3 separate regions of the Homo sapiens genome follow, and all the other regions are linked to region 2. Evidence: chromatin loops called from intact Hi-C (ENCODE). Cell type or tissue: heart left ventricle. All regions are shown on one strand. Each heading gives the region's core, and the rest is flanking DNA. Links, peaks and the distances in the headings are about the cores only. Region 1 overlaps SPTBN1 (spectrin beta, non-erythrocytic 1). Region 2 overlaps SPTBN1 (spectrin beta, non-erythrocytic 1). Region 3 overlaps CIMIP6 (ciliary microtubule inner protein 6).

Evidence for each region. Hi-C counts contacts between places; a loop is a spot of excess contacts. Peaks named below come from ENCODE experiments on the same cell type or tissue, not always from the same donor. Only the 100,000 strongest peaks of a DNase experiment are listed, where the experiment ranks them.
Region 1: it touches region 2 in a loop (1.9-fold over the local background); 13 of 110 quality-filtered maps call a loop at or near these places.
Region 3: it touches region 2 in a loop (2.1-fold over the local background); 4 of 110 quality-filtered maps call a loop at or near these places.

Annotation. Positions count from the first base shown.
Region 1 is chr2:54,459,678-54,470,773 of GRCh38, reverse strand. The region is part of intron 1 of SPTBN1 (spectrin beta, non-erythrocytic 1); the gene reads right to left. Among named protein-coding and RNA genes, the nearest start is that of SPTBN1, 8.9 kb to the right of the region's middle. In heart left ventricle, for the core only: no CTCF peak of the experiment used is centred there; no DNase peak of the experiment used is centred there; H3K4me3 peaks cover 678 bases; H3K27ac peaks cover 3,070 bases.
Region 2 is chr2:54,626,657-54,634,365 of GRCh38, reverse strand. It overlaps SPTBN1 (spectrin beta, non-erythrocytic 1), which reads right to left. Exons shown (of 36, transcript NM_003128.3): 13 at 6,116-6,269; 14 at 4,563-5,433; 15 at 4,337-4,474; 16 at 2,755-3,511; 17 at 1,598-1,800. Among named protein-coding and RNA genes, the nearest start is that of SPTBN1-AS2, 50 kb to the left of the region's middle. RefSeq lists a silencer at 4,113-4,172 and enhancers at 4,363-4,412, 4,642-5,240. In heart left ventricle, for the core only: no CTCF peak of the experiment used is centred there; DNase peaks (open chromatin) are centred at 3,086 and 4,281; H3K4me3 peaks cover 756 bases; H3K27ac peaks cover 4,588 bases.
Region 3 is chr2:54,335,199-54,346,294 of GRCh38, reverse strand. CIMIP6 (ciliary microtubule inner protein 6) reads right to left here. Exons shown (of 5, transcript NM_001100396.2): 3 at 2,422-2,575. Among named protein-coding and RNA genes, the nearest start is that of CIMIP6, 9.9 kb to the right of the region's middle. In heart left ventricle, for the core only: a CTCF peak has its summit at 4,432; no DNase peak of the experiment used is centred there; H3K27ac peaks cover 294 bases.

The sequences.
Region 1 (11,096 bases), core at 3,554-8,553, 170 kb after region 2:
TTGAAGCCCTGGGCTCAAGAGATCCTCCCACGTCAGCCTCTCAAGTAGCTAGGATTACAGGCACATGCCACCCTGTTCTGGTGAACAGAACAATTTAACATAGCAATACATCCTCTAAAAGTCAGTGTACTCTCTAATTTTTAATATTTGGCAAAAACGAAAAAAGCCCTCTTCAGAAACAAAATGGAATGTTTTTTGAAGCCATTCAAATGCTGCTACATTCCATTCTTGCTAAAAAACATATTTAATTAGCACATTTGAGACTCACGCTCTGCACAGCTGCACAACATTCCAGAGATAGGCCAGCTACCGATACACTCTTTACATGAAATACCACTGACTTTAAAAGTTGAGGAGACTGAGAAGCAGTTCTCAAGTATGACTCACTAAAGATAGGTTTATTTCACGTGAACAAAGTTTCCTTTAACAAGAGTGTAGTCCAGTGAAAATACATACTATAATTAAGAATAAAAAATGCATGTACACATGTACCAATAAAATATTTCTTCACAGCCGGAAAAAATATATATAAAAAATTCAAATGACAGACAAGAATAGTCTCCCTTTGAAACAAGACGATACATCAGCCTTCTCTCTAATTAAACTTTTACCTTTTATGAATTAAGCAAGATTTCTAGAACTAGGATGAAACCTATGTCAGAAACACACACTTCGAAGGCAAAATAGGCCTTTCAAAATAAGAAATCATCCTGATTATCAGGGAAACTCGGGATTTCCTTTAGCCCTGGGTGTTGATTTAAAAACAAGCAAACAGACAAAAACCTACCTTTGAAACAGAGAATGAAAGACAGGATGTGTGCTGGTTTCTTTCCTTCCGAAATGGCAGGCAGATCTCTTTGCTCCAGGCTAGAGGCACTTCCCCAACTCCACCCCAGGAGATAAATTGGGTATTTAGGGACAACTGGCAGCACAGACTTGTCAATCTTGCTGTGAGAAGGACCAGGCCCCTCTCAGAGAAGTCACCTGACTGATATCTCTGACCACAACTCATCTCCTGAAATAGTGACAGGTATTCTCATCTGCTCAGAGGACTGGCTAAGGCCACATTCCAGCCCCCTACCCTCCTCTAACCTAGGCCGCTGGGACCACTCTGGGCACTGCCTGGTCTTGTTGCCATCCCAAGTGTCAAGACCTAACATTTGCAGCTGCCTCAAGATCAAGTTGAGACTCCTACACCAGGCTTCAGGCAGCTCAGGCACAGTAACCATCAAGCATTTCCCTTGATGGGCTTTGGCCACCTGCAAACAAAATGATTCCCATCAGGTTAGGAGTTTCAGAAGAATCCCTTAGTTGGAGAAAGTCCACCCAGCCCAGCTCAGATTTTTCCCTCTTAACTGTGAAAAGGGCCAACACTGACCTTTAGTGTTTAAACCCCAGAAGAAGGCCATTTGTCACTTTTCCTTGGGGCCCATTACCCAAATGAGACTAACAGCAACCCCCAAGTTTCTAAAGGAAATTGCTGGAAAGAGCTTTTTTTATCTTCCAATGAAATATTTCTCCCCTCTTCCCACTCCCTCTTTTCCTTCAGCAGATACGGAAGCCGTTTTGGCACCTTCCTCAGAAAGAAGCCGAATACTAGAGTTAAAGGCAACAAAGGCCAGCAAGTCACCTCCATCCATCTGATGTCCTAAAGGCTTAAAGAACTGGCTTGCATAATCAAATAGAAATAACGCTTTTTCTTCTTGAAACAGATCCTAAATCCCAAGATAGAATTGTAAAGAATCCAGCTAATACAAAGACCCCAAGAAAGCTGAGCTCTAGTATATGCTTTCATCAGTTACAACCAAACCCAGCCCAGTAAAATTTATTACACTTAAAACCAAGATTATAATAACCACATCCATTCCACTGCGACACATTATGGGATAGGTATTTCAAAGACTCTGAAATCAGAACACAAAAGTAAAATCAGATGTTGTCCGAAGCATATGGAGATGTCTCTCAGGGGAATTAATGCAACTGTGATGGGAATTCCCTTCAGAACAAAACAGAAAGCACATTATCTAATGAGAATTTAATTTCTGGTATTTTTCCATTGTAAAAAGACATTATTCATAAAAGAGAAACAGCTATAATAAACAAATTTTTGAATTCTTTCTTCCTTTCCATTTTTCTTTAACATCCCACCCCTAAAACAGCTCAGGGCAACAGATAGTGTTCATGCTACAGCTTTAACTATAGACCAGTCATTAGATTTTATGTTTTGCCATGCAACATGCATAAGCTGCAAGAGTGCTGAACATCATCATGTCATTATAGAGACTGTCAAAACTCTACATCTTCAGTTTAAGATTGGAGGATTGGCCCTTAATATGTATGTGTGAGATGAAGAAACATGCACAGAAAAAAAAGGCTTAAAAGAGAAACACTAAAATAAATAAATAAATATATATACACACATATTTTTTTATTTTTTTATTTTTTATTTTTTTATTTTATTTTTTTTGAGACTGAGTCTCACTCTGTCACCCAGGCTGGAGCGCAATGGTGCGGTCTCAGCTCACTGCAACCTCCACCTCCTGGGTTCAAGTGATTCTCCTGCCTCAGCCTCCCAAGTAGCTGGGACTAGAGAAGCCCACCACCACACCCAGCCAATTTTTGCATTTTTAGTAGAGACAAAGTTTCACTATGTTGGCCAGGCTCGTCTCAAACTCCTGACCTCATGATCTGCCCGCCTCGGCCTCCCAAAGTGCTGGCATTAGAGGCGTGAGCCACCGCACCTGGCCGAGAAACACTAAAATATTAACTGTATGTTTCCGGGGTCACATAGTATCTAGTGATTTTAATTTTCTTCTTTGTATTCATCTTTAGTTTCCATATGATCTAAAACATCTATTATTTCAGTAATAAAAAGATATCTTAAAAATACTTTTGTATTTTGTTATGATGATTTTATACTAACTTATGCCTTTATGATGGTATATAGTCTTCATAAGCCATTCAAAAAACCACATATACTATGTGTATTAGCAGAAATTTAAAAAAAAAAATCAGGGATTCTAAGGTGGTAAAAATACAAAGACTATTTTAATTTTTAAAACTATTGTAATCACTATAAAAACACTCCTGGCCAGGCGCGGTGGCTCACGCCTGTAATCCCAGAATTTTGGGAGGCCAAGGAGGGTGGATCACTTGAGGTCAGGAGTTCGAGACCAGTCTGGCCAACATGGTGAAACCCGTCTCTACTAAAAATACAAAAATTAGCTGGGCATGGTGGCAGGCGCCAGCTACTCGGGAGGCTGAGGCAGGAGAATCGCTTGAACCTGGGAGGCGGAGGTTGCAGTGAGCCGAGATCGCGCCATCGCACTCCAGCCTGGGGGATAAGAGCAAGACTTTGTCTCCAACAACAGCAACAACAAAGTACTCCTATGTTTACAGGTTTCAAAATGCCGTGGAAAATGTTTAAACATCACAGATCAAAATAAATAACATTGTTTTAAGGAAGAATCTAAGTTTTCCTTCCCATTCAAGTAAATAAGATAAAGAGAAAAAAGCCCCCCCACCCCCAAAAAAATCCCCTATCCCTATCCCAGCCCAAGACTTTACAGCTGGTGAAGAACATTCCAGAAAAATGTACAGCCCTTCAACATTTATATTTGGCCTTGAGGCAAACACACTAGAACAAAATGTATCCCTGAAACAGCCACCCAAGAGTACTGTAGGGAAACGAAACTTCACCGAGAGCCAAAGGCAGTGGCCATTAGTGGCTGATTCCTCCTGGACAATGTTTCTGTCAGGCGCTCTCTCGGCCAGTTCTTAGAGCTTTTCCCACACTCTGCATAAGTAATGAACTGCCAAGGCTGTAACAAAAATGAACATTTAAACAAGGAATGAAAAGATCTTTCAAAAATTTCAGTGTTCTTTATATCTTCATTATTAATACTGCTTTTCCGTAAGTTTGGTAGAAAAAAATTGAACAGCAGAAAGTATATTTAGCTGGTAAATTATTTGATTAGTTTGTATCCAGCTAAAATGAGGTTTGGTCAGAAGTGTTAGGATATTTTTGATAAAGAACAAGAATTTGTTATTTCCTAAAACTTAAAAAATATGGAGAAAAAAATATACAGAGATGAAATCTTCTGCAATTCCATTACCCAAGATAACCAATGTTAATAGGCTCATGAACTTTCTAAGAATAAACATACTTTTTTTTTTTTTTTTTTTTTTTTTTTTTTTTTTTTTTTTTTTTTTGAGACGGAGTCTCGCTCTGTCGCCCAGGCTGGAGTGCAGTGGCGCGATCTCGGCTCACTGCAAGCTTCGCCTCCCGGGTTCACGCCATTCTCCTGCCTCAGCCTCCCGAGTAGCTGGGACTACAGGCGCCCGCTACCACGCCCGGCTAATTTTTTGTATTTTTAGTAGAGACGGGGTTTCACCGTGTTAGCCAGGATGGTCTCGAAGAATAAACATACTTAATTACACAAATTACACTTTGAAAATACATACCTCAAAGGAATAAATTCTGTTGTACTTATATATCATCCTAAATTTCATACTAATTGATCTATTGGGTAAAAATCTATAGTTATGTTCTAATACATATTTTACTGCCTAACTAGTGGCTTCAAATTTGTATATTAAAAATCAGAACTAACAGGGCATTCTCGATTCTAGAGCAGAGATATTAAAATGGTTCTAAAAATCACTCAGATGTTTACTGTCACAGTTGAGAGTTTCTTAAGAATGGACGTATGACTCCTATAAACAAGGGTCAGTTTTAAAGCAATCTTGATAACATCTTATTTTTATATGTCAAAGCACAATTAATCCTGAAAGCTTCTTCAAACAACCACTCAGTTAAAGCTGATGGCAGAAAAAATACAAAATTAATGGAAATTCATTAATTTTTATAAGCTACATTTCACAAAGTACCAACACACTTAGAGACTTGGACCATAAAATAGAAAGTACTATTCCCTCCCAAACATTTCCTCCACTGGCTAAGGACAACTTGACTCATTCATGGGACTCCTTTTCAAAATACTGTCTCTATAAAATTCCCCATTTAAAATGTTTTAAAATATGTGCCTCCCTTCGTGGTAGAGATTACTCAATCAAACACACACCTCTCTCTCCCATGTGTGAGATATATATATATATATATATATATATATATGAGATAAACATGATATGTATGCATCATATATGTATATATACAAAAATATAACATTGCACAGGAATTTCTTTTCATACAAAAAACGAAGAATATTAAAATTAGTTCCTCTCAATCTTAGCCTACAATATTCCCAGATGCTGAGATACCATTCACTGAAAGTAAATCTAAATCTGAAGTGATTTTTATTTTAAAATGTTCACTTGGAATTTTACCTTCATTTCTGACCAATTCCACTGAAACCTGATGGTCTAATGGTTACAAACTAGCTCCAGTAGCAGTGTTTAGGTTTCCACGAGTGAGAACATGCACGTCATGGAATTCCACTGCTCTGCACTCAAGTGTGGAGACTGGAAATACCAAAGAACCCTGGTCCTCTGCTCTTTTCAAGCTGCCTAGGTTAGTGTAGAGAATTAATACATTTGAATACACTAATTTATCTCACACCTATACCCTTAAGATGCTAACTTACACACTGTATCATTGCTCTTAGAAAACTGCAAAGAAGGACAGATATAACAATCGCTGGATTTAAAACTATTTCTTAATAATGATCTACAATTGGACAGATTTACTTTTTTCTTTCCTTTTTAAAAATTAGAATTTTTAAAGTGTTGATTGCTTTTTTGATTATTAAAAAATGGTGCCCAAGGCTGGGCACGGTGGCTCACATTTGTAATCCCAACACTTTGGGAGGCCAAGGCAGGCAGATCACTTGAGTTCAGGAGTTGAAGACCAGCCTGGGCAACACGGTGAAACCTCGTCTCTATAAAAAAATTTAAGGTTTAAAAATTAGCCCTGTGTGGTGGTACACGCCTGCAACTACTTGGGAGGCTGAGGCAGGAGGACTGCTTGAACCCAGGAGGTCAAGGCTGCAGTGAGCCATGTTCGTGCCAATGCACTCCAGCCTGGGCAACAGAATAAGACTCTGTCTCAAACAAAACAAAAGAAAACAAAATAAAACAAAAAAAAGTTCCTCAAACAAACCAAAACAAATGGTCCTCATGGTCATCTATTATATTATTTACTGCATTCTTCTCTACCGTGAAATATTTCAAAACTCAAAAAGAGAAACATTAAGTCATGGGAATTTCCTTTCATACAAGAGAGGAAATCACCCATCAACCTACCATCCAAAGCAAACCATTAACATTTTAATGTATTTCCTTCCAGTCTTTTACTTAATACAGTAAAACCAGGATTATAGTACACTATACAATTTTGCATCCAGATATTTCCACTAACCCCTGTATTACCGGCATCTTCCCATCTCAGTAATATTCTTCCAAACCATTATTTTAAGCACTACATTGAATTCCACCCTACAGTTGCGCCATAATTTATTTGATTATGTTCCATTAAAAAACATTTCCCCTTTTCTCTATTAATGTTGCCAAGAAAATCCTTGTTTAAAAACTTGTCCTTATTTTTAATTGTTTTTGTAGGTTACCAAGCTACATGTGAGATTTCAGTTCAAGAGGTATAAGCATTTAAGGCTTCTGTTACATATATATAACCCAACTGTTTTCCCCTAAGTTTGTATTAATCAAAATATGCTCTCAACAGGTGATGCAGAGCTCCCATCTCACAGCAGCCCAGAGCATAATATCTATCCATTAAGTGGAAAAATTAATTAATTTAGTCTGTATTTCATACACTGGTGAGTTTGAACTTACAGTTATCGACCTCCTTGATTTCTTCTTTTATAAACTATCTGCTCATATCATTTCCTTAGCTACTAAGGCTTTAGCATTTTATTGTTTGTTTAAAAAATACATATATATAAATCAGATTTTCCTTTCCTATTATTTTGACATGATGTATAGGAACAGGTTTAATACAGATGGAACTTAGCATTATTTATCTAAATGATTGTTATTTGCTAGAATATACCTTTTCTAAACAAATCAAACTGTTTATTTGAAAGAAAGCATAATATTAAGTCAAACTAAGCAAAAATTCCACATTTTATAATCATTAAAATTTATTGTGATAAGCGCTGAATTACCTCATTTGGCTTTAATAATCCTATGTGGTAGATACTCTCATTACGACTATTTTACAGATGAAGATGTTGAGGGACACAAAGAAGTCTAGGCAGTTTGCCCAAGGTCACTTAGCGTGTGAGCGAGGTGGGTGGGTTGTGTAAAGAGCCTGAAGCCTGGGGCCCAGGGCCCCTCCATCCAAAGCCTCCCATCAGCCTCTCTAGCCATGACCTCTCTCCAGCTCCACTGAGGATTGTGCTGGAACCTCAAACTCAAACATGTTTAAAGCAAAACTGATACTCTTCCCAATCAAATATCCAATCATGCACTTGACTTGTCTATTTGTCATCATCACCAAACATGCTCATTGTCATTATTCAAATTTGAAATCTTTATCACCTTAGCTTAGCTCGTCACCCACTAGGTCCACCTCCCATCCATCCTGCCATCCATTTACCCTACAAATAGCTTCGCATAGGATTGGGCCTTCACAACCATTTTCCCATCTCTCCTCTCCTTGTTCCCTTGGCCACCACTGTAACTTGCTCCCTTTACTTCTGGACCCCCAGTCACCTCTCTCCTGTCTCCTTGCTTCTAGTTTCTTCCAGTCTCACTGTATTCTGAACACTGCCAAGGTGATGAGTTTCTCAAGTATCTTATAATCACAGAATTTAGAAGTGTACAGGAGCTTAAAAACTGAATGCCAGATTTAATCGAGTGGTAGTTACTGCCTAGAACACCATGTCGAGAATATGACTGAGACTATCTCAGCTCAGTGGAAAAAGAGTACCATTACTGATTTTCGATGTCTGCCAGGAACAGAAGCGAGTGATGGCATGTGCCATGTTTTAACCCCCACTATGATTTCATCTAAGTCTTCCATTTTATAAAATTAGATCTGAGACCGGAGGGTTAAAGGTTTGCCAAAGTCACACATCCAGCCTGTTAAAGGTATTTTACCTTCTGTGTATAGTACATAAAATATATTCCATATACTAGAGTATACAGTCCTTTCATTCAGGAACTAATTCTTATTCAACTTTAAGCCAGTCCACAAAACCATAACAACTTCAAGTCCTGGCAAGATAATGTATCCAATAATTATTCATTAAATAAAAAACAATATTACAAAGTAATCTCAGAGTAGCAGTAAAGGAAGATCATTAATACTATAAATGCTTAATGGTCAAAAGAACTGTGTACAAATAAATGTAATTACATTACTTTCAAGAACCAGAACCTAAACTGATAAGGGTTTCTAGTAAGTGGTCTCTTCAGACTGTATTAATCAATATATAAATGCCATTGGTAATGCAGCCTTTTAAAATACAAAAGTTAGAATAAGCCATTTAATAGCTCTCCTGACATAAAAAGGTTTAGGTAGTTTTTGCAAAGCATACCAAAAGGGATCAGTGGGTCATAGTGCTTAGGCAGTCCCAACAGAAAGGAAACAACTGTTATCAACTAAATACGTACTATGTGCCTGGAACTGTACACTGCTGTATCATAACTAAGAGAAACTAATATTATTTTGATTTTTCCAATGAGGAAACTGTGGTCTTGAGTAACTAACTAGCTCAAGGCCAGTACCTAGTGGTAGCCATAAGGCTAGTATACAACACCATTAGGATTTGGGCCCACAACCTGTTTGACTCCAAAACGAATGCTCTTTCCAAACAAAGAAAAACTTTTCTGAAATAAGAAAATTACCCTCACAAACTTTAAAGGACAAAATACTGATTATGACTCTGCTAAATTACAAATAACCGATCATCAAAAGAAATCACAAATTCGAGTTAAGAAAAAAAACACAAGCTGAGAAGTAATTGTCGCAAGACATGTAATCCACAAAGGATTAGTAGTAATCTACATACAGAACTACAAATTAATAAGATAAATGGGTAAAAGACTGAACAGGTACTTCACAAAACGAAGAACCCAAATGGTTAATAATGTAAACAGACATTCAAACTCAATAATCAGAGAAATTGTAAATAAAAATCACAGTGAGATAATGTTTCACTGGACAAGATTTTCAAGCCTGGTATGTGAAGCACTGGCAAGGCTTTGGAACTGTAACACTTATGGCTAGTGGGAACACGATCAACATAATCGCTTTGTAAAAAACAGTTCTACATTCTCTACTAAGGCTGATGATGCATATGCCCTGTGAGCCAGAAAATTTCATTCCCTAGAGACAGCAAATGGGTGTGTGTGCCTCCACATATGTACCAAGAGCCGTGTACAAAAACCACTCACAGCAACCCTTTCACAATAGCAAAAAAACCTGGAATCAATCCAAATCTCCATCTAGAGTACAATGAATAAATAAATCACGTTAGAATACTATACAGCAGGTGAAACTGAATGAAATACAGCCATGAAATGGATAAACCTTGGGAATAGAATCTTAATCTAAATATGTGAGTCAGAAGAATACATAAAGTATAATTTTGTTGATATAAAGTTCAAAATCATACACAATCAAGATTTTTTAAAAAGGATAAACCATAGAGAAGGGAATGATATGCACAAAATCAAGGATATGGGTTGTTTCAGATGGGATGATGGAGGTGGGCTCTGAATGTATAAGGCTCTTCCTGAACTAGCCGGTGGCTGCCTGAGTGTCCCTTGGTTTATGATTTTTATTTTTTTGAGACAGAGTCTCGCTCTTGTCACCCAGGTTGGAATGCAGTGGCGCGATCTCGGCTCACTGCAACCTCTGCCTCCCCAGTTCAACTGATTCTGTTGCCTCAGCCTCCCGAGTAGCTGGGAATTACAGATGCCTGCCACCATGCCCAGATAATTTTTGTATTTTTAGTAGAGATGGGGTTTCACCATGTTGGCCAGGCTGGTCTTGAACTCCTGACCTCAAGTGATCCGCCCCCACTCGGCATCCCAAAGTGCTGGGATTACAGGCGTGAGCCACTGCACCCAGCTGGTTTACGATTCTTTAACATATATTTTAGGAACATTATTTTGTACCTACCAATTAGTTGATTCAAAAAAGAACTCTAAGAAAAGACTGGACGAGAGGGCAGGACATTGACTATATCAGATGACAGACATCAAGATGCCAGAGCAGAGGGAGCAGAGAGGACCCTTTGCTCAGGGGTTAGCTTCCGAGGCTCCAGCTCTGATGTCTCAAAACCAATGCCTTTTTCTTCCAGAGGGGAAAAAGACTGTTTTTCAACTTTAGAGGTGTTTTACAAAACAACCTAAAACACTGATTAATCTAAATAAACCATGGTATATAGGACTCTTCCACCAAGAATTAAAGAACAGCTTTATAAAATAATTTTGTATTAAACAAATAATTTACAGTGAGAGCCTCACTTTTGTCACCACCATCAAGGAAAAAAATGTGCTGATACTTCAGCAAAAGAAAGGAAAATTCAAGAAGGAAACTTTTGATATTGAGGTCCCTTTGCTGAAGGAACAGAATAGAGTTTCTTCATTTAATGTGCATACAACTCACTTAAAGGTCTTGTTAAAATGTTGATTCCGATTGGCTGAGTTCAGAGTGGGGCCTAAGAATCTGCATTTGCAACAAGCTTCCAGGCGATTCTAATGTTGAAGGTCCGTGAACCTCACTATGATAGCAAAGGACATTATGAAAATGCCTTCTCCAGAGATGTTTAAAAATAGAAACACAGGTATATCTAATTGGTGTAATTTCCTTTAACCACTGAGTAGAAAAAAATAGATGATGTTATTCCCACACAATAAAAATTTAAATATAATTACAAGTGCTACCGGAAAAATCAGAGTACTAAACTAGGTCTTTTGCAAAGAAAAGATGCCCTGAGAAAAAGCAAAGACTGAAAATTTACAAGAAAAACCCATGAGATGCTTTACTCACTTCCACAGACCTACAAAGTTCACTCTTCTAACAGGGGTAGTTAGCCCCTTCCTTCTGGAAGAATGGTTTGCATTTCCAATAATGTAGTGAAAGAAACTACGGCTGCCATTAAATAAAG
Region 2 (7,709 bases), core at 109-5,108:
TGGTCAAGGGCAAAATGAAGGTTAAGCCACAACTGAGGGCTGCTGCTGCTGAAACGTTTTATCATATCCAGGAGTCTAGACAGCATCATCTGCTTCCAACAGCTTTGTGCAGTTGCAGCACTGGGGACATAAAAAGAAACCGAGGAAGCAGCAAGGCAGCTGCATGCCTGCCTGAATGCACACATCCCTAACAGCCAAGCCCGCCTGCAGGAAACCAGCTGTGTGCATCTAACATGGAAGTACATAGGATATCTTATTTACAAAATACTCAGAGTTAATATTACAAAAAAAGGAAATTCTTTTTCCCTAGGTTATGAATGCTTTGCCCAATTGCTGTTTCTCATGCTCATTTAAGGAGGGTTTGGTGGATTTATTTTTCTTTTTTGCAGCTGTTTTAAAAGCAACAGATACAAAATTATAATTAACATAAGTTATTCTCTATTCCACAATACCACCCTAGAACATATAGTTCAGCCTGGGAATCAGCTCAGAAAAAAAGATTGGAAGTGGTAAAGACAGGAGCTCAATCTTTATTGGAAACAGAGTAATCCCCTCTCCACCCATCTTATTTTAAGTCAACCTGACCAGGGGTCCCAGGAAACCCTCTCAGATGTGGTAAGCAAAGGAATATTTTTCCTTTCCAACACACTTGAAGGCCAGAAGAGAGGCAGAAAGGAAGGGCTTGTTTTTTGATTACATCAGTCTCACAGCAAGCCCTTAAATTCAACCCAAACTGGAACAGGGGCTAGTGATTGATCCAGTGGCTGGCCCAGACTGGCCTGTGCTAGTGCATCCAACCCCTGATCTGCCCCAACCTCCAACTTAAGTAACCGGGGCAAGGCAAGAGTAAGGAGTGAGTCAAAGAGTTAGGGTCAAACAGAGTCCACTGGCCTCCAGCCGGGGAGGAAATCTTTCAGACAGACAGACAGACACACACACGCACACACACACACACACGTAAATAAAAAAATAATTTTAAACAAGAAATGAAGAAAGTGTATCCAATCCTGGAGATGCCCTGGCAGAAGAGGAAAATAACCTTTGCTCTTATTTACCTCTCCATCATGAAAAAGATCCTATTACAGCACTATCCAAGCCAATTTTCTAAAAAAGTCCAGGTAATGTTCCTTTGTAGCTTTGCCAGGTACTCAGAACAAGCAAGCTTCACCCTCCCTTCCCACTCTCCTGACAGGCTTCTTTCTCATGGATGAAGGGGAACACGGGCTTGGCTGGGAATACCTGGCGCCAGGGGTCCTATCAGGTGACACAAGCGTGTGTTAATCCTCAAAGGGCATGGCTTACACCTGATCGCGATGCAGCACTACGGCTCTTACAGGTCCTCGGTTAAGAATTAGCTTGGCTTCTCAGGCTTTCTTTCCTTTTGTGGACACTTGTACATGTCTCACCAGACCCACATTCTCAGGCAGTCATGCACAGCTCACTAATTTTCTGTATGGGTAGATGAACTTCTGCTGGGCACCCATATTCTGCCCACTGGGAAATTTATACCTAAACTCCCAAGGGCTTCTGGCCAATGATTCAGAAGTTTGAGAGCCCCAAGGTGCAAGGCTCCCTTAAGAACCTCAGAAAACTGTACCTGTCATCAATAGAGTCCACCTTCTCCTGGATGCGATCTGAGTTGATGTTCCCATCGCTCACCAGCCTCCGGCCAGTCTCCACCACAGCATTGATCTTCTCCTCATTGGCGTCCATGGTGGTCATGAAGTCCTCTTGCTTTTTAATTGCTGCTTCAGCTCCTTCCAAGGTGGTAGGCATTTCAGTGTGAGCCAGAACATACTCCTTATTTAAAAAGAGGAACAAATCATAGCAGATCAATGAAGGATCTCATTTTCCTGTGTTCTACATTTCCGTGCAACATAGTTCACAACACTTTCTTCATTACACTTACATGAAATAATTAAATCACATCAAATTAAAAGTTAGGAGGAAAAAAACCCAGTGGGACACTGTAACTGACCGAATTTCCCTCAGGGGTTAATGCTCTAAATTTTTTTTTCCAAAGAGAGTGAGGAAAGGAACCAAAGCTTTGTGTATCAGCCTCAAGGGTCCTCTCACGTGCCTATCAAGGCAACAGCAATGTACCCTTCATACTCTCTCTTTGAGACAGTAACAGCCCTGAAGTTGGTGACTATCCTCAGCTGTTTTTATTTCTCTAATCTCTACTTTGTGTCCTCAGGTGAAGTCCCTGACCCTTCTAGAGCAAGAAGACAGACTGGTCTCAAGAAAAAAAAAAATCCTCACCGTACTTTTTTTTTTTTTTTTTTTTTAAGAGACAGGGTCTCACCCTGCCACCAGGCTGGAGTGCAGTGGCACGATCACGGCTAACTTCACCCTTGACCTGCTGGGCTCAAGTGATTCTCCTGTCCCAGCCTCCCCAAGAGCTGGGATTACAGGAGTGAGTCATCATGCCTGGCCCTCACTGTATCTTTTAAATTGGATCAATACCTCAATTATGAAGACATACTATGAACACATAAGAGATCCTCAATGGCAGTTGAAATCAAACAGTACTTTGTAAGGCAAAGCAGCTCTTATGGCAACTTTCAATTCCTGTCCCCTACAACGTGATGGATTTCAATGCCTTAAGAGTATGGGGAAAAAAAAATCAGTCTCTAAATTATCCATATAATTCCATACAGGTGTGGTTTAAACCAGCTGCCCCAGCCAAAACATTTCAAAAGGCAGCCAGGGCTGCTTTCACCGAAAGGAAGCAAAGGCAGGAACAAACCTTACCTGGTTGTTAAGAAAGGCTTCGGCTTGCTTCGTGTCTCTGAGGAACTGCTGGTAGGCATGTGACTGGGATAGGAGATTTTGTCTGTTCTCCCACATCTTGTGGAGCTCGTTCCATCCAGTGTCCAGGGCCTGCAGCCGCTGCCGCAGAAACATGTACTGGGCATCGGTCTGCCCCTGGGTGACCATCTCGCCCATGTCCCTCATCTTCTGGTAGTCCTCCTCGTAGTTGTCGATCTCGTTCTTGATGTTCTCGTGCTGCGTGAGCAGCTTCTCAGCCTCGGTCAGGGTGTTTGGCATGTCCTCCGAGGCGATCGCTGTCTGGGTCCTAGAGAGCCAGGACTGGAAGTCGTCCAAGTCCCGTAGGAACTGCTGCAGCTTGCTGGCCTCTCCCAGGGAGGCCTCTCGGTTTTTCAGGGTGGTCTTCATCTCCTCCCACACGTCGCTGATCTCGGCCAGCCGAGACAGGATGGCCTGGGCCTGGTCGGGGTGCTCGGACTCCAGCTTCTCCGCCTCCTTCTGCAGGTCACTCAGCTTTGCCTCAATGGCCACCAAGTCCCGCTCCATGCCGGTCAGCTTGCGCTGCAGGGCCATGACGCCAGCCAGGTCATTGCCCAGGTCCTGGGTGGACTCGATGACCTTGGTCTTTTCCCGAATCCAGGATTTGGTTTCATTGCACTCGAGGTGGTAGTTCTGGATGCTCAGGGCAGACAGGAGGGCATCCTTCTTCCTGTCAACCAGTTCTCTGAACTGGCTCCACCTGTGAGTGCAGGGGCAGACAGCGAGTGTGAAAAAGGGAAGACTGACCATGGCTGGATTGCAAAAGGAACAGTGATGGGTTAATGCTGCTTATCTGTTTTCTCCATCTGTGCTTTGACTACATGCTTTTTTGGAAAATCATCTCACTCAAACTGTGAACACCAAATATAATGGAAATAGCTCAGGGATGCAATGTAATCTGGAAAAAGCCTGTCACGAAGAGGAATGTGTTACAGAGCTCCAATGTGAGCAATTACAAGATATCCATTCCCAGAGTCAATTAATTCATGTCTGTGACACATTTTACACATCTCTGAACTCTACCTAATGAACGTTTTCCAAATCTAAGACTGATGGTAACCTTCAAAACTGGGGCCAGGTGCCATAACCTACTCAAACATGTTTACTCAACAGAAAGATAAGACTGGAACAAAGGTCTGCCCTGACAATCAGGACTTTCATTGGCAAATTAAGTGTTAAACATGCTAGAGTCCTGTTCCTGAAGTTACTATAAAATGGATAGCACAGGTGTCATCTTAATACCTTCTACACTGGACACAGGTCAAACCAAGGCCCTAACTTTGGTGTGGCGAGGGGCAGATGCTGGGCTGACTCAGATAATCCTCCTGCAACCAATGATGTTGCCCTGAGAGACACTTCTTACAAAACAAGGACATGTCAAAAGGCAGGTGCCAATGCCATGACATCAGTGTTGCAATGTCGATGACCCCATGTGGGAAATTCCCAACAGCAAAGCTCGATGAGTGACCTCACCCTCCCCAGTCCCACACGTGGGAGGCTGGCACACTGCTGGCCACGTGCTCACCTTGTGTTGAGTTTGTCCTGCTGGGCTTTGATTTCCTTCTCACTTGGGTGGCCGCTGTGCATCAGCTGGCGTGCAATCTGGTTCACCACTGCAACCCGGGAAGCCTGGTTGTTCATTTCTGGTTCTAGGCTCTCAAATCTGAAATGGCAATTTGACAGGGTGGTCACCTCCTGGGCCACTGGTGGTCACAAGGAACAGGCCAGTGGCTGACCAGCGCCCCGCTCACCTGTGCTGGATGACCTCCAGATCCTCCAGCTTCTCTGGGATCTGCATGTTGTTGAGCCACTGCTCCTTCTCGTCGATCCAGAGCTCACAGGCATCAGCCTCGCTGAACATCTTGTACAGGGCCAGAGTGTCCTGGAGTGCCTGCTTCCGCAGCCGCGTCAGCTCTGCCACCTCCTTATACCGCTCCTCGATGCCCGACAGCCTGCCCCTCACGTCTGGAGACTCGGCATGCTCCTGGGGGAGGGCGCTGGCTTGTTCGTGCAGCGTGTCAAGGGTGGGCCTGTAATTGGCGATCTCTTCCGCCACGTCCTTGTGTTTCTTGACCAGAGACTGTGTGGAATACTCATCGTGGCCCACGTCGCTGCTGGAGACAATCTTGAGGATGTCCAGCATCCAGGCATCAATGTCATCAGCATCTGCCTGGAACTGGTGCAGCAGGGAGGCCTCCTCCAGGCGCTTCTTCCGAATGGCCGAGAGCTGCTCTAGGTTGGCCCACTGCTCCCGGATGTAAATGATCCTCTCACGGATCTTCTCCGACCCGAAGTGCTCCTCCGCGATCATGTCTTCGCCTTCCTTGATGGCCTGCTCAAAGTGGCCACTGCGGCCGCTCATCTCGTCCTCGAACGCCCGGTGCTTGCTGAGCAGGCGCATGACGCTGGTCAGGTCTTTCCCGTAATCGTCCGAGGACAGGATCTTCTCCTTCTCCCGTATCCAGCCTTCCTCTTCTGCCATCTCCCAGAAGAACTTCCAGAGGCGGCGGGACTCTTCCAGACGGGCCCTGCGCTCAGCCGCCAGCTGGCAAAGCTCTTGATAACAGAACTCCATGTGGGCCACGCGGTCTCGGATCACCTGGGGGTCACAGGGCTTGTAACCTGTTTAACATCAAGGAAGGAACGTGGCTGTGTGAGGGAGCTCAGCATGGGTGCAGGCTCACTGGCAGGCAGTAAGCTACACCCCATATTCTTATGATTACCAGCTCACTGCTAAATGTAAATGCAGGGCCATGCGATAAGGCAATGGAGCACCTTCTAACAACTTGACTAGAACAGGAGTGAGGGCAATGATAAACATTATTTTTTTTTGGCCAAACCGCAGACAAAGTGATCATCCTCCTGCAAGAAAGCACTTGAATCATATGAAAAAGGCAGCTGCATATAATTGTTTCTAGAAATACACGAAGCATAACCAAATCATTCTAAACATCCTCCAAAGAGAGGTATATGCAACCAGCTGTGAAAGCCAGGAGCTGCTGGAACAGCCACACCAGGGTGTCGGTGCATGGCCAGAGAGACTGAGGTATGACAAAGTCTCACTGCCAAACACCAAGCCACTCAAAGCAAAGGCAGCATTTGCGTATTTAAGGAAAGGATGTATCAATTCCAGAAAAACAAGATGGAGTTAGTGTTCAGAAGGCCACTCCACCGTATTTCATGCTCCCATGACAAACCCACCAGGAATGTATAGTGGCACAGTAACTTCAAAAGCCCCACTGTGTTTCTATAAATATGAATCTCTGGTGACCCGGAGGTAATGCTTGGAATGGGCCATCCTTACCTTCCCCGTCTGTTGCGAACTTCTGGGCGGAGGCATTGACACCTCTCACCCGCTCTGCCTGGATGCCAATGTCTGCTTCAACCAGGGTGTGCTTCTGTAACAGGTCTTCCACACCAAGTAAGTGTTTGCCATAGTCTTGAGACAATACTAGCACCTGTGCACAAGAAGCAACCAAAAGGACATCTGTGACTATAGCCTTGACTTCAGCATCACATCATCTTTCGACAAGCAGAGAGCCAGCAATGAAGCTATGCCTTCCCTCTAGTCTGCCATGGACCCCACACCTTCAGGGGAAGATGATGGCCAACAAACCAGAACAAAACAAATCATACCTGAAGGCCTGAGTCAGGAGAGCTATCACAAACTAAGGATCACCAAACTTGGAATAAGTAAGTCAAATCTACACTAAAAAGTGCAGAATAGAAGAAAAAGATGGTGAGGGCCAGCGGGGCCAGGGTGGGGGGGAGGGGGCAGTGGGGAGCGTGGGCGGGGGTGCTGTATGAAAGATTCCAAAATATAAACTGGAGCTTCAAGAAGAAACCGCTGCAACAACTACTCAAAAATAAATAAATAAAGGTGATAGACTTGGTCACTTCAAAGTTGAAAGAAATCTTTTAGAAGTTGCTGAGCCTGTAAGTGAATGTTTTTCCTCTGTTAGGAGCTTATTGGTATGCCTCTACTGTACTTACACAATCAATGGGAAAACAATCTACTTGAAAAGCTTACAAGCCACATCTTTAAACCAATAAGGAGAGCAGGGTCAGGTGGCTGTCTTGCTTAGTAGACCCCAAGCAACTTCTAGAGTTTAAGTTTGAACCCACTGATATTTTCTTGTTTCTTCCATCAACCAGCGAAATTTGGGGGCCTCATTCTACATCCTCGCCAGATGAGATTTCTACTTCACTCTTACTTCTGAGGAAGTCTCTGGACCAACTGAGTTACAATGTGCATCATGATTTATAAAATGAAAAGTCCCTCTCTGCTACATTTTACGAACATTTCTATTTTGAGAGGTCAAGAGAGACCAGACCTAAGAACACTGTAAATCTGGAACAATAGGAGGGAAAACTGATGGTATCAGATGACTTTGCCCCTCTGTCAGGAACAGTCCAAGAGGTAGGCAACAGATGACAGCTTATATCCTGGGAAGGGAATCTCTTGCATAAGGTCAAGCTTGGGAACACAGCGTGCTGAGACAAAGGAAGCTTCATGGGACTGTCTGAAAACTGTCCTATTTTCTTCTGTCTACAAGGCTAAAGGCCTCCCAGCTGGAGAACTGCTTGGCATGGCTGAGCATTCCATGGCCTGCATTGGAGGACATGAACAGGTACAGGGCCATGGCATGATAGCAGGTCTCTTCCTGGGAAGGGGGAAAGGTTGGAACTCTATGCTAAGAGCAGTCAATAAATGGCATGACCAGCCACTGCCATCCAGCCCATCCCATGATCTGTGCACATACTACCGCATTCCATCCTTGCAATAATTGGATGAGGTAGATAGTAAGTACAATCTCCATTTAAAGACCAAGAAAGAGGGCTCAAAGAGGATTAGGCAACTCAGGCACTCACAATCAGAACTCTGGCTGCCTGGTTCC
Region 3 (11,096 bases), core at 2,485-7,484, 290 kb after region 2:
TTAGCACCCTTCTTCTCTTCTACTTCTCATCTTCTATCAGTTGTGCACTTACTTTTCTTATTAAAGCTGCTAAGATACATTCTGTTGTGTAACCATATTTAAACTCGTGTCTATAGATTGAGCCTAAAAGTTGAAAACTACTAAACAGCATGCATAGTATTACATAATTACATACATTTTGTTCATTTAAGGGTCAAATGTTGTGCCAGGACTTCATTTCCTTCTCAGTGGGTGTAATGCCCAGTGCCACTTGAAAAAAAATGGTTTAGTATCCGTGCCAAATAAATTCCCTTTTCTAGGTCAAAAAGTATTTCCCCTGAGAACTTTGAAGATATTAACTCCATTGTACTCTTGCATCAGTGCTGCCTGATTCCATGTTGATACTTATTTCTTAGATGGTGACTTATTTTTCTATCCCTTTATGGAAACTTTTAGAATCTTCTGTTGATGATGACTGTTTTGCAATTTTGTAATGATATGTAGGGTGTGCATATTTTTCCCCTTCACACTTAGAAGCACCCAGTAGACCCTTTTAATGCATTTTATGTAGGGAAACTTTGTTATTATTTTAGAGGTTGTGTAGAGTACTATACAGTACTGGTTATGAGTATATGCACTGGAGTCAGGCTAGCTGGGTGCAAATGCCAATTATTCACTCTAGCCTTGGGCACGTTATTTCAACTCCATGCTTGCTTTCAAAGGAGTTCAGAACATGCTACTCTAAAATGCCACTCTGGCATATTGACTATATTGAGTTAAAGGCACTTGAAAAACAGCAGATGCAAGAAAAACAGTTTGACCTTCCTTCTCTTTCTCAAAAGCAGGAGATGAAATTCCTACGTAAAAGATATCCTCCCTATACCAGAAGGAAAGCATCATTCTTACCAAGCACAGGAATTTGAGGTGAGGGGAAATCTAGACAAGTAAACCTTGTTAAACTCACCCTTATCTTCCTAGTCATTTCTCTACCCAATTACCCTAGCCCAAACTCCTTTGCCTTGTCCCATTTTTACAATGTACTACTCTTTGTCCAATTTAGTATATGTGTTCTTTCTGTGTCTTAGGGTCTTCATTTCCTTATGAAGGCTCCCCTGCTATGTAAAACTTGTATTAAATAAATTTGTATGCTTTTCTCCTGTTGATCTTTGTGTCAATTTAATTCTCAAGCCCAGCCAAAAACACTAAAATGTTAAAAAATAATTTTGCCTCCCTACATTTTCTTATCTGAAAAATAAGAATATTAATAGTATTACTACACTATTATATTGCATAGAGTTCATGTGGGAATTAAATGAGTTAATATTTAGAAAGTTCCATAAAGTGCCTGGCAAATAGTATGTGCTCAATAAATGTTATGTTTTGCTAATTATCTACCTTCATTTTTACTCTTCTCTTTTCTGGAGCTCCAGAAAAGTTGGATTTCCCAAACAGATCTTCTGTTTTGCTTTCCTTCTCATTTTCCAAGCTTTTGTTTTGTTGTTTTATGCTGTGTGATACTTCCGTGACTTTATTCTCCAAATCTTTTTTTTAACTGGCATAATTCTAATCTTTGGTTGTCCATTTATAAGAAGGGGACGGGGGATCAGCTTGATTTACCGAAATAACTGGTGTGGTAGTTGACATCTGGCTAAGACACTGGGCTCTAGTAGTCTTAATGTTGGGATAGGGTGGAGTGCTCATGACTGGAGCCTTTATTTAAGGGACAGGCTTTGAAGTAACTCTCTGACTCTCTCCTACCCGCTTTTCATTTTTGCCTTCCACTATGCCTGCTGGCTCGGCGTGTAGCTCAGTCAGGGCTTTGGCCAGGCAGATTGTCTCTTCTTTGCTGCATCTCCTTCTAGAAATTGCTTCTTTATTCTCTTTTATCTATCAATAGGCTTCTAGTCTTTGCTACGTTCCAGAAAGTTCTTCCTTCTATTCTCTTCACTCTTAAGAGTTTATTGCTTTGCTACTATTTATAGTAATAGGGTCTTGGAAGGCAGGGAATTTAGATATGTGTGCTCAGTCTGCTATCCTGAACCAGAAGTGGAAACTTTATTATCTTTCTAAAGGACAAGTCATTGTTACAGATTATCTAATAGCCCTCTTCATCAGCTACCTTCCTTGAAGTGACAATAGTTACAACTCTTAAAATGTGGTGGCAACAACAATGAGCAGGATGCTACTAAGTTTCTGACTTTGAGGCTGGTGTTATTAATGATCAATACAATTTTCATTATGTCATATTAACTGCATTTGGAGACAAACTGTCCACTAGGAAGAAATAACAAACTTCCCAAGGGCTGTATTTGCTGTGTGTGTATTTTCAACTTCATAGAGAAGTAATTATTTTCAGGAGCTGTCCGGACATCTAATACATCTTAGTTTTGGTAGCAATAATTTGAGATAACATAAAAGGTTTTTACCACTGCAAAACCTTACCTATTCCACAAGAAGGCTTTTGCATCTTGCTGTGTTTGACTGGCAAAACCAGTGGACACGATGGTTTTTGGAAGTCACTCCTCTGGGTGCTCTTAGAGTCGTAAGGTGGTAGGAAGACAGGTTCCAGTGCTTTACCATGTGACCACCAGTCACCCTTTATAGAAAATAATTGGAAACACAATATTGGATACTGTAGGGCATTTTCATGTATTGCTTGATGTCTATGGATATTCAGTAATTCAATTTAACAAGTTAGTGGATATCCCAGTACTAATGTGGAGTTCTGAAATCTGGAAATATCTTTTCACAAAAAATGTATTTCTTTGAAGGCACTGGAAAATGAGTTGTCAAATTTTTAGCTAAAATACAGCTGCTGAATTCTTAAGCTACCTTCCTTCTATCAACAAATGAAGTGGTAAAAATCAGCAAAATAGCTGTATTTGTTTTATACTATGATTTTATTATATATGTACACGTGTATGTATAAAATATTTAATTTAAAAAATTATGTTGTAATCTTTTCATTATGACAATACAAATAATGTATTATCATCTAAAAATAGTGGTTTTCAGAAGTTTTAGTCCCTAGCCTGAACCATGAAATACATTTTATGTCATACAAGAGCACACAATGCTATACATACATAAAACTGAAACAAAAGTTTCACAAAATACTTACTATATGCAGTGTGCTTAACTATTTTTCTATTCTATTTTATTGCTTTCCTATTTCATTTCACGTTGCTGACTGCAACTCATTGATTTGTCATTCACTAATGACTCAGTTTGATAAACTTTGTTCTAAGGGGAAATCTCTCTAATGTTACTGAATTTTGGTACTAAAACCTAAGTACACAAGAAAGGGAAAACTGAGATTCTTCATTAGCATGTATGACAATTTGATTTCTTGGAAGTTGAGAGAGTAGAGAGGGGAACTGTTACTCAACTTAATTCTGACCAAATATTTTAAAACTGGTTGATTAGGTGGTAGTAAGAAAATGCTTGAGAAACCCTATGACACCTAGGAGTTCCTGGAATACAGTTAGGATATGAAAGTAACTTCCGGTATAATCAAACACCTACCGTGGGCTATAAGGAAGCAAGTCTGCCTTTTGAAAATCAACTATGGTTCCATAGCCAAAGACTTCTAAACTATGATTCAAGGGGGATAAATATGCAATTCTAATAGGTAAAATACTGACAATACAATTAAGGCTACATTGATGCAAAAAGGGAGATGTTTCTTTAAAAAAAAAAAAAACCTATGTGGCTGCATAGGGAGTCAGCTCTCAAATGAGCTTAGTTTCTAAAAAGACAGGCATGTATAAAAGACATATACAACATTAGATTTAAAAAATAATTAATGGAGTCAGCTTGTCAGAAGATTGTCAAGAAACTTAGAAGACATTTATAAATTTATAAAATTTTACAAATTGATAATTTATACAATTGTCAAAGGCAGCAAAAATAATGTTTTCTAGAAAAAATTGTTCATAGCTGAGTGAAATCCTACAGCCCCAAAAAAGGTTATCTTTTGTGTTCCGGCTAACAGTTTGGAGAGAAGAATCTGGTTCAGGAAAGTCAGAACTATTCATTCAACTTGAGGTTGTTAAGGAAAATTACAGTTAACTTGAAAAAGATGGGATGAACACATACCAAAGAACTAAGCCCTGAAGAGCTGATGAGAGAGTTGGACTTCACTTTGTCACTTTATAAGAGTGCCAGTTTTTAGGCCAATGACAAATTGTAAGCAGGAGTAATGGAATAATTGGTAATTGTAACTGGGGTAATTTCTGCAGAGATTACAGAAATTTAGGAACTAGGGGATTTTGGAGAATAGATTGGCTAATGCTTCACTTTTCAGAATGGGCTAAAAGGTGAATTTAAAAAATTAAGACTACTTGATGTAGATCCTAGGAAAATTCTAGAACAGATTACTAAACAGATGGTGTCTTCTCACTATCTGGCTGAAAATAGTCACATCTTACTGTTGTCAGAGCGCCTGCTTCTGGCAGCTCTTCTCCACTCCACTTCACAATTATAATAGTGCTTATTACACCCCAAGGTCTAGGATTTATAGGTCTTGTCTTACTTATATAAGCTCATCACAATTCTATGAGGCAGGCACATCCACTTTACAGATGAGAAAACTGCCAGGAGATGAAGTAACTTCCCCAAGATATATCACCAGCAGACTGCTGCACTGCCACAATTCAAACCCCAACCTCTTTGTGCACACCTCTAATTTCTGTGCTGCACTGCTGTATCAAACCTGCTGTGGAATGCAAAACCAGCTAAGTACAAACCAAATGAAATTATTTAAGAAGTGAAAATAGAGGCTGTAAGTGCACGTCTTAGTCTGTTTTGTGCTGCTACAACAGAATACCTTAGACTGGGTAATTTATAAGGATCAGAAATTTACTGGCTCACAATTCTGTAGGCTGGGAAGTCCAAGATCAAGGCACTGGCAGGTTTGGTAATTATGATTCTAAGATGGCACCTTGAACACTGCATCCTCACATGGTGGAAGGCAGAAGAGCAAAAAGAGGGCAACAGGGGACAAAACTTGCCCTTTTATAATGGCATTCATTTCATTCATGAGGGTGGAGCTTTCATGACCTAGTCACCCCTTAAGGGTCCCACCTTTTAATACAGTTACAATGGAAATTACATTTCAACATGAGTTTGGAGGGGACAAACATTCAAACCATAGCAGTAAATATTCTGAGAAAGTTCTTCTGTGATAAGATTGTAAAGCATACACAAACACTTCATATCATCTACTTTTGTTGATCAAAAACTTATTTTGCTAATACTCAAGTTACTGGAAAAATGGCTCTGGGATAAGCGAACCACTAGGAAATGGCTGATGGACTTTAATTATTATTATTTGTTATTATTATTTTTTTGAGCCAGGGTCTCACTCCATCACCCAAGCTGGAGCATAGTGGTACGATTACAACTCACTGCAGCCTCAAACTCCTGGACTCAGGTGATCCTCCCACCTTAGCCTCCTGAGTAGCAGGGACTATAGGCATGAGCCACCACGCCTGGCTATATTTTTTTCTTAAAAGCATAATGCAAAGCTAGCCTTAGAGCAGAGAGATAATTTCATCTTTTGAGCAAATTTCTTTTAAACTGAGAATTTTGCCAAAATAGTCTTTGTTTCACAAACATAAAGGAAATAGAGAACAGTTTTTCCTAAAATGTGACTGGTGACTTTAAGGCTCTGCAGTTTGTGAAAGTGTTCTGATGAGTGTTATAAATTGGATGCATCTTCACTTTAGCTGAGTGAAATCTTACAGTCCAAAAAAAAAGGTTGTCTTTCTTGTTTCTGGATAGTCTTCCTTATGCCTAAAAAGTTTGGTTTGTTCCTGGAAGAGTGAAAGTGCTTATGTGCCCATGCAACATGTGCGTGCCCTTTTGGTCCAAGCATTTATTCATAAAAGATTATGAGATTAAGGAAAGACATGGATGGAGCCTCGTCTTTACCTTTGTATCATACTGAAGGGAAAGACTAACAAAAAATTTACTGTTCTGTGTACCATCACTTACATTGGATTGTGGGGGGTTAACACAGTTATTTATGACAAAATAAGCTGGGAAGTTACCTAGCGTGATGGCTTTGTCTAGGCTCTGGGGAACAGATCATATCTTGCAGATTGTAGAGGGGGTTTTGCCTAACTCAAACTTTGGACCCAGAGAGGAGTTATCCCTACCAGTCTAAGGACTGTCTTCTTTCCTGCCCCAGGATGATAGTCACTGGGTTCCATGGTCAGGAGTTGCCTGGAGATTCCGGATGACGGGGCTCCTTCTAACCTGCAGCTCTGGGAAGGCCAAGGGCTGTTGCACTGTGGGTCCCTTAGTCACATTTGGAAGCCAGTGTAAGGCAGTCTCTATGTTATACTCCTAGTATCCCTAAGCTCTCAGAGATGTTTTAGTAAAGATTACCTATTTTCCATTCTTTGAGAAATTAAGGGAGAATCCTCAGAGGAGAAGTAGTAAAAAGCAAGTGAAGTATCCTAGAGGAACTAGTTAAGTGAATGCAAGAGGTCGTAAGCCAAGCTCCACAGCCACAATCGCGTAGCCAAGATGGCTGGTGGTGGTCATCTGTGGAACATAAAATCATACTTTGTGGATTCCCAAGGAAATGTGGGCTTTTGACAAAACCTAAACATAAACAATCGCATTTTGTTGGTAGAGCTCAGTGGCTTTAAAAAATTGAAGTACTATCACAAACACTAGGGCAGCTAAGGTCACATTGGTTACACTGTACCTAAATTCATCTCTATTTTGCTATAGATGCTATGAGTGCTTTAAAAAAATGTTTTTAAGCAGTTCATAATGCACCCCCCCATAAAAAATTCCAAAATTGTGTTCTGTGGAACACTAGTTCTCCAGCATATTAATAGGTGTTATACAAAGGAGTCCACAGTTAAATGACTTTGGGAAATAGTGAGAAAAGCAAAGTTAAATAAGTTTATCACAAGATTTCTCAGAACCTTTATATACCAATGTGAATTGTGAAGCTCTGAGAAAGGTTTATAAAAATACAGCTTTTCCAAAACATATTTGACTTTGCAAATTTATTTTGTTAAGCATGTAGGCAAGGGTCAGTGCTCTGAAAATTAAACTTTTGAAAATACCAACCTAGTATAATCTCCTTTAAAGTACCAATATTTAAAAATATTTTTATTTTATTTTATTTTATTTTTTCTTGAGATGGAGTCTTGTTCTGTTGCCAGGCTGGAGTCCAGTGGCACGATCTTGGCTCACTGCAACCTCTGCCTGCCAGGTTCAAGCAATTCTCCTGCCTCAGCCTCCCAAATAGCTAGGACTACAGGCACGCACCGCCATGCCCATCTAATTTTTTGTATTTTTAGTAGAGATGGGGGGGGGTCTCACCATGTTGGCCAGGCTGGTCTCGAACTCCTGACCTCATGATCTGCCCACCTCAGCCTCCCAAAGTGCTGGGATAGCAGGCATGAGCCACCGCACCCAGCCAAAAATATAAGACAATCAAACCAGTTTTCTTTGGAAGTGACTGAGCTAAAACAACTTACTTTTTTTAGCATCCCCAATTTTATGTTCCTAGGTAGAAATGTACGAAATCTTAAAAATCTTCTAAACAAATAAAACCAACCAATCTCGTCTTGCATCCTAAAGATATTATCTTAGCAAAAACACTTAAAACAACAGGTGTCATTTAAAATATTTAGGCAAGTTTATTTTCTTTACTCTTATTATAAAGACAGCATTACCGTCAACCAGTTTTTTTCTTAACCAGGCTAACCTTTAAAAAGAAACCTGTCATCTTAAAGGAACAGTTTACAAATATGTGAAATATACATTCTTTATTATTTCTTGGATAGTTAGAAATGAGTACATTTAAGTTCATTGTTTTTGGTTTTTATTTTATTATTTTAAAATTTGTTTTTAGAGATGGGGTCTTGCTCTGTTGCACAGGCTGGAGCACAGTGGCACAATCATTGCTCACTGCAGCTTTGAACTCCTGAGCTCAAGCCATCCTCCTGCCTCAGCCTCCTAAGTAGCTGGGACTACGGAGGCTTGCCACCACACCTGGCTATTTATTTATTTATTTTTGTAGCGCTCGGTCTCACTATGTTGCCCAGGAAGGTTTCAAACTCCTGGGCTCAAGTTACCCTCCTGCCTTGGCCTTCCAAAGTGTTGGGATTACAGGTGTGAGCCACTGTGCCCAGCCAATTTTATTTCCTTTTGAGCAGGGTCTCACTCTGTCACTCAGGCTGGAGTGCAATGGCATGAACATAGCTCACTGCAGCCTTGACCTCCCAGGTGCAAGCAATCTTCCTGCCTCAGCCTCTCAAGTAGCTGGGACCACAGGCGTACACCATTACACCCAGCTATTTTTTTATTTTTATTTTTTTGTATAAATGGGGTCTCACCATGTTGCCCAGGCTATGTTTTTAAAATATACACACTCCCTTCCTGCCACACCCAAATCAGACATGCTTGTAACTCAGTGATGTATCTTCAGTCTTTCTCTGTAACTCTCCTCATTCATATTCACTGACAGATTCCCTTATCTGAGCTCTTATTTCATCTCAAACTCACTTTCACCATCTCTTAAAGGTCCAGTGCTAATAATGATTCTACTACTATTCTGTCACCTAGTCTTGATGATAGCAGCTCTTAACACCTTTGTTCATTTTTTTTCCAACATACCTATAGAGTAGGAGTAAGAGAAAATTAGTTGGGATTAAGTTTTTAAACTTTTATGTTTCATATTTCTATTCTCAAACCAGCTTCTTTTTCTTAGTATTGCCAATGTAAGGATGAGTTCAGTGAACAGTTTTAAATTCAACCCTGAACTAGAGCTCAGAGTCATTCATGAGCCTTTGTAAGAAATGTAAGAACTTCACTAATCTGGATTTTGGTACCAAATTAATTTCCCCAGTGTAGGTCTGGTCTAACAATAACAATTGATTTCTTTCTGAAATAATTGGTACGAGAGCATAAGCAAGTGTACAAAATGAAGTACCCTCAATATGGCCCTTAAAGGGGTTTAGCTCATGAAATTAAAGAACATTTAACCACAGGAATTCCTGCCCCAAGAAGATCTGACATTCACAGCCATGGTGTGCTGTCCATGACAAGAACAGATGTCATCAGTACGAAGAGAGCTCACAAAAAGCAATCTCCATCTAAATGTTAAATCACTATACCTAACACACAGAGAGATGAGGAAAGAAGTGGAGTAGGAGGAGGCTGACACTGGCACAGTGGTCTGAGACCATTTAGATGGTACACATTTCCTTTTCCAAATATGCTGGAAAAAACCTACATGAGAAATTATTACCTTTGCTGTGACATATTTTGAATCCCATCTGTTGAACACTTGCCTGGCTCAGCACTGTACTAGGTCTTCTCTCATAGAATCCTGCTCTCAGCTGCAAATAAGTCCCCATCACTGTGCAGAGAGCAGTAGACTAGGATTCTGCTGCTACTAAGAGCTAATGTTTAGTGAGTGCTTCCTTTGTGCATTATGAATGCTCTTCTGCCAGGTTCCTACATGCTCACTCCCTCACTCTCCCTCTGGTCTTCACTCAAATGTCACTCAGTGAAGCCTTCTCTGACCACCAATTTAAAATTGCAGCTCTGCCTGCAGCATTCCTTACCCTGCCTTGCATGCTGCCCTTACTACCATGTAACATTCCAATACAGCTTACTTGTTTGATCTATTCCCTTACTAAAATGTAAGCTATGTAAGGACAGGATTTTTTTCCCCCATTTACTTTATTCACTGCTGTATCTCTAGTGTCTAGAACAGTAACTGACAAAAATATTTTAATTCTCATAAAAACCCTATGAGAGGGACAATTACTATCCTTACATAAATAAGGAAATTGAAGCTTAGCGTGACTTGCCCAAAGTCACATGGCAAGTGTGTAGCAGCAACACAGTGGAATGAACTAGTGACATACTGCAGCAACATGGACAAATCCCAGATGCTTTATTCTGAAAGACTGGTTCAATAAGCTACATACTGGGTAATTCCATTAACATGACTTTCTGGAAAGGGCAAAACTATGGAAAACAGATCAGTAGCTGTTGGAGTAGAGGAAGGGAATGACCACAAAAGGGCATAGGGGAACTTTTGAGGGTGATAGAAATGATTCATAGCTTGATTGTGATGGAGTAACATGACTACACCTTTGCCAAAATTCAGAGAATTATACACTATATAAGGGTAACTAATTTACTGTGTAAGGGTAGGTAGAATAATGCTCCCTCTCTCTGTCCCTAAAGATGTTCGTGATTTAAGCCCCAAATCTGTGAATGTTACCTTGCATAGCAAAGGGACTTTGCAGATGTGATTAAGGATTGTGAGATGGGGAGATTATCCTGAATTATCTGGGTGGGTGCATTCTAATCACAAGGGTCCTTATAAGAGAGAGTCAGGAGAGTGGGTCAGAGAAAGATTTGAAGATGCTGTGTTGCTGGCTTCAAAGAAAAAGGCGCCATAAACCAAGGAACATGGGCAGTCTCTAGAAGCTGGGAAAGGCAAGGAAACCCATCCACCCTTAGAGCCCACAGAAAGAACTAGGCCTGGCAACAGTCAGTGAGACGGATTTTGGACTTCTAAGCTAGATAATAAATATGTGCTGCTTTAAACCAGCTTTCAAGTTTGTGAAAATTTGTAACATCAGCAATAGGAAACTAATACAATAAATTGTACCGCAACAAACCTGACTTTGTAAAAAAGATAATGGAATATTTTTAGCATGGGATAGTCAGTGAAGTGTGGTTTGGCTAAACCAACAGCCCTGGGACAGAAATATGACTGTGACATTTGCTTATTACTTAATCTCAGATATGTTAATTAACCTCAAAGGAATATGTGTTATTTGTAAACTATTTCCAATAAGACTTCATAGAAATTGTTGTAGAGATTAAAGAATATAATTTATATAAAACACTTAGCTCATTCCTAGAACTTCATATGCTTTCAATAAATGATTATTATTTTACAGAAGGTATGTGAATTACTGAGTATCATGGGACATTTTTATATTAGAATATATATCGTAAATACATGAAATTTCTTTAGTAACCCCAAAGCACTACTTTGTGGCAATAATCTGACCCAATCTAGGGAAACAATTACTTAGATTCCCTCCCTGTATCCGTATTGT